2 separate regions of the Homo sapiens genome follow, and region 1 is linked to region 2. A link is an interaction called in ENCODE POLR2A ChIA-PET data of the cell type or tissue named here. Cell type or tissue: OCI-LY7. All regions are shown on one strand.

The links. ChIA-PET counts read pairs that join two places held together with the same protein. Peaks named below come from ENCODE experiments on the same cell type or tissue, not always from the same donor. Only the 100,000 strongest peaks of a DNase experiment are listed, where the experiment ranks them.
Region 1: POLR2A ChIA-PET joins it to region 2 with 6 read pairs; 2 of 35 experiments call an interaction of 5 or more read pairs at or near these places.

The regions. Positions count from the first base shown.
Region 1 is chr4:42,375,718-42,378,217 of GRCh38, forward strand. All of the region lies in intron 1 of LOC105374428 (a long non-coding RNA gene), which reads right to left. Among named protein-coding and RNA genes, the nearest start is that of SHISA3, 21 kb to the right of the region's middle. In OCI-LY7, no CTCF peak of the experiment used is centred here; no DNase peak of the experiment used is centred here.
Region 2 is chr4:42,626,999-42,629,498 of GRCh38, forward strand. ATP8A1 (ATPase phospholipid transporting 8A1) reads right to left here. Exons shown (of 37, transcript NM_006095.2): 2 at 1-111. Among named protein-coding and RNA genes, the nearest start is that of ATP8A1, 29 kb to the right of the region's middle. RefSeq lists a silencer at 1-19. In OCI-LY7, no CTCF peak of the experiment used is centred here; DNase peaks (open chromatin) are centred at 16, 1,003 and 1,483; H3K4me3 peaks cover 2,300 bases; H3K27ac peaks cover 2,500 bases.

The DNA of each region.
Region 1 (2,500 bases), 250 kb before region 2:
GCCATGTAAGGTAACATAGTCACAAGTTCTGGGGATTTGGACATGGACATCTTTGGAGAGTCATTATTCTCTTACTACACATAGTAATTACCACTATCCTGAATTGTGTTACAATTTCTTTGTTTAAGATAGCATCGCCAAATAGGGATGTATCTTAACATTTTATTATTACCTTTTGTTTTAGAACTTCATAAAAATGATAAAATATATTATGTAATCTTCTATCTGCTTACTTAATATTATTACTCTAAGATTCACTCACATTACATGTAGTTCATGTATTTGTATTACTGTTTAAAACATGCTGTTAATGTACCTAAAATTATTCACCCATTCTGTAGTTGATATAAGTAGTACGTTACGAATATTCTTGTTTCTCCTGGAGAAGGAATGCGCATGGGTTTCTCTAGAGTTTATATCTAGGAGTGGAATTTCTGGGTTATAAGTTATACTAAAGGATAAAATAGTGGCAAATTACTTTTTCAGTTATTTGACACTCCCAACACAGTACTATAAATGTTACAGTTTTTCCATATCTTTGCCAACAAGCAATAGAGTAAGTCATTACTGTATAGTAAGTCATTTCATTTTTAAAATTTGAACATTTCTATTACTTATGGGAGTAAGTATCTTTTCATATGTTTTCAGCCAATTGTGATTCCTCTTTGGATAAGTGCTTATTCATGTAGTTTGCCTATTTTCCCACTTTTAGGCCTTCTTTATATATTTATTAGATAAATCCTTCATTGGTTGGTTGTATTATGAATAAACAGCCAGACTGTGGCTTGTCTTTTTTTTTTTAATTTTTTATAGTGTCTGAAATAACACAAAGAATCAGATTGTCAAATCAGACTCACACGAGTCAGAGTCTTACCCAGTATTAAGCTTTACTAATACAGGATACAGGTAATTTTGAGATGAAGCAAGGGAGGTCTGGAACCATCAGTGTCACTCTTCAGATCCTTAACTGCCCCACCGGATGCACTCTGTGCCCATAATTAATATATGAGGTCTCTAAGCAATGTGTGAGATTCACCTCTCTCATATAGAAGGAGGCTATTTGGAAAATAAAATGTACCCAATGATGCACCACAAATCTATAAATCTCAAATTTTGTTTACCATGATTAGTTCTAGATAGCCAGATACATCCTGCTAAAAGCACCCCATAGATAAGGAGCATTCTATTCACAAATTCCATTCGTTTGCCAAGATGTCTGTCAGTCGCATGTTGACAAGAGTAGGCCATCTTTCCTGGTCCCTGCTCCCCATTCTCCAGCTGGAGATAATGGATTGCAGCCCTGCTGCTTAACCCTTTATTTCCCAATGTCTTTGATTAATATGTGTGATGTAAGGGAAGAATCCAATGTGTTTTTTTCTCTACTTGTAACCAATTGTCTCAGCAACATTTGTGGAATTTTATGAAATCTTTTTTTTTGAGACTGTAATCTATATGATACCCAATATTTGAAATAGACAACATTTGGGGACTTGCTTTATGAATTAGTTTGTGGTCAAGATTTGAAATATTTCATTTGTGTTTGGTAAGATTGCGTATTCTTTCCAAAGGTTATTATTAATTTACTTTTTAATTGACAAATACAAATTGTATATATTTATGGTATACAATGTATTTTGAGATATGTAGACATTGTAGAATGGCTAATCAAGCTAATTTACATATGCATTACCTCACATACCTTTTTTTGCGGTGAAAATACTTAAAATCTATTTTCTTAGCAATTTTCACATGTACAATACATTATTATTAACTATAGTCACCGTGTTGTACAATAGGTATCTTGAAGACTGTATTCTTTAGCTATTAGAGGCAGAGTTCTATAACCGTCTAATAAATCAAGCTGATCAATCTTGTATTTTTCAAATTTTTACTTCACAAATCTTCACGAAGATTTATTGTGTTCTTAACTTATGAATAATTGAGATAGATGCATTGAAATATCTCAGTATGTTTGCTATTTCGTAATATTTCTCTGTGATTCTATTGATTTTTCTCTCTATATGTGAAGGTTTCATTATTGAGTGCATACAAGTTTAAAATTATTCTTTATCTTGGGTGAATTTCTTATAATTTAGTGATCCTTTCAATCCTGAATAATGCCTTTTGTCTCTGAGTTTATTTTTCTGCTATCAATATATCAGCTTATCAGCTTTTTAAAATTAACATTTGTCTCACCTTTTTTTTTCCTTTTACATTCAATATTTCTGAGTCCTTGTGTTTTAAGTGTGTCTCTTATAAAGGAGCCTATATATTTTTTTTTTCTGTTTTTCTTCTGGTCAGAAAATCTTCGATTTGTTTAATCAATTTACATTTATTGTGATTACTGACATATGTATGCAGTGGTGTGATCTTAGCTAACTGCAACCTCCACCTTCAGGGATCAACTGATTCTCTCACCTCAGCCTCCCAGAGTAGCTGGGACCACAGGTGCATGACATCATGCCTGGCTAATTTTTGTATTTTTTTGTAGAGATGGGGT
Region 2 (2,500 bases):
CATGGTTATTGCAGAATTTTGTCAGCTGGGGCTGGTTGATGAAAATAGTCCTTACTTCCTCCTGGTCAGCCAGTGAGGTCTTCTCTGAAACATCATCTGTCTTCTCATAACCTTAAAAAGAGATCTTCTTATTGTACAAGAAATGTTTTATTGTCCAGACCAAAAACAGATTTCATAACTAGTCTAGAATATGAAATCTGTTAAAAGCTACTTGCTTCCCCTTAACTGTTGTTTCTTTTATAATAAAAAGTAACATCCCCATATTTAACATTTCTACTAGATTTAAAGGGCAGCATTTAACAGTCATGTAAAAACTGAGCCATATCAAAAACAAGACATAACATCAACTTTCCATTTCCCCCGTAAGTGTTCAACTTCTTTCCTTCCACTATATAAAAAGATGCCCAGAAGTAAACCTTAATTTTAAACTGGTTTAAATTACAGTTTTAGGTAAAACTAACAAGGTAATTTAAAATATAGTCAAAAATTAAAGCATATGCATTTAATACTTTTCTGGGTTTTTTCCCAGATGAAGACAGAAGAAAAGATAAATAGTAAGGTTTAAATAGAGAACTGCAACAATGATCCAACTCACTATCATCACCTATTTTTTTCTCCAGTTAGAATTCATGTTCACAAACGAACTTTAAATTTCTCAAGAGCACTTCAAGTCATCTCATAATCATTGAAACAACAGGATACATTCAACTGGGTACTTTGTTGCAATGTTGACAAACACTTTAAAAAATACATACAAGTTCTAGAACAGAATATCAACAGATAGTATTTTAAACAGCTTTTTGTGTCTTCTAGTGAAAAATCAAAGGGGTGACAACAGTACTGTATCTCCAAAACCCATTTTTCTTCTCTTTTCTGCCTAGCCAATGCCAACTCCTCCCATAAGACCTGCTGACATGTGGTTTCTTCTGAAGTGTTCTATGATGTTCAAGTTAGGTAAAACGTCTTTGGGTTTCCACAGCCCTCTGAACCTCCCCACTCTTCAGCAAAACACTTACCAGAAGGTTTTGTTGCTGCCTGAGTCAGGTTCCCCCTACCAGAATGGGAACTCCCTAGGGCCATAGAGGGTGTGTTATTCATCTTCTCAACACCAGTGCCAACAAACAGCAGGTACCCAATGTTTGCCGAATACATATACCCAATGAAAAATGAGTGGTTGACTGTTTTTTGGGGGCAAGAAAAGCTGCTCCACCCACTGATGAAAAAACAACTGTTGGCCAAGTGCTGGTAACAACTATGTGAAAAGCTGGCCTGTGGGGTTTGTTATAGTATGAAACCAGAAAATCACTGAGGTGTTCTACAAAGGTGAGAAGCATGAGCACAGGGACTGGGGTGTGAGAAACGGTGTCATGTGTGCAGGGGAGAGCAAACAGGGCAGTGCTGCTGGAGCACAGACAGAAGGCGGACGAGAAACCACGCTGAGGAAGCACGCAGGCCAGGTCCCAGAGGACCCTGCGCTCTGCTTGGCAGCCAACCACTGAAAGCTTTCCAAGTAGGAGGGGCACAGGGTGAGAGGCACATTGTATCCTTATCACCCTGGAGGTCACATGGCTCCGAGTAGATTCTGTCACACCCATTTTGCAGTTTCAGACCCAATCAGCAGCTTTGCTCACAGTGTTTCCCTACACCATGTTCTAAACACATACTTTTCCCTCTAGTTTTGTATAATTGAAATTTCACACATGGGTTATTGAATAGAGGGAGATCAATCTTTAAAAAAAATTGAGTCCTTTATTAGGTCTTCCTTCGTGGTAGCATGAAGACCAGAGTGTGCTGTTCCCCGCCTCTGGATTAGAGAGAGAGCCTCAAAAAAACCAGCTCTTCACTCCACTCTGAGCTGATGTTCTCAGGTTGTGTTGTATTTACTTTATATAATGGACTTTTGAGTGTTGTATCTACTTTATGTAATGGGACTTTTGAGGGCCCCGCCCTTGGATGTCCTTAGCTGAGGAACTGGGTGTTACTCCATCCAGACACACCTACTTACATTGAGGTCTCAAACGCTGCTGGGAGAGCACTGGATATTGCTATCCACTGAAAGCAATTGGATACTGCATCTCCCCCTCAGATATTAACTTGTATTCAAGAATTTCTGTGGGGCAAAGGATTTTCCTTGAACTAAAGGGACTGGAATTAACCCCATCCCTTATGTGGGAATCAGAGTAATTAAAACAATCCTAATGGATTAGTAGGGGCCCAACCTAGGTCAGATAATAAGGGATCTTTAAAGAGAAAACTCACCAAAATGAAGGGGAAAATCTAAACTGTAAACTGTTGCCAGGGGTAGGACCATCGAAGAGACTGGATGGCTCTGAGCACAGGATTTCACAGACAACATAGGCTTTCTTTACCCAGGCATTACAGAAAAGCTTTGGAAAGATATTGTACATGAAGCTGAATGTATGCAGAACGCTTCGCTCTGTTGTGCCCTGACCAGGTGTGATACTGAGGAAGGGAGATCTGCACTGAAAGCAGGGAGTGA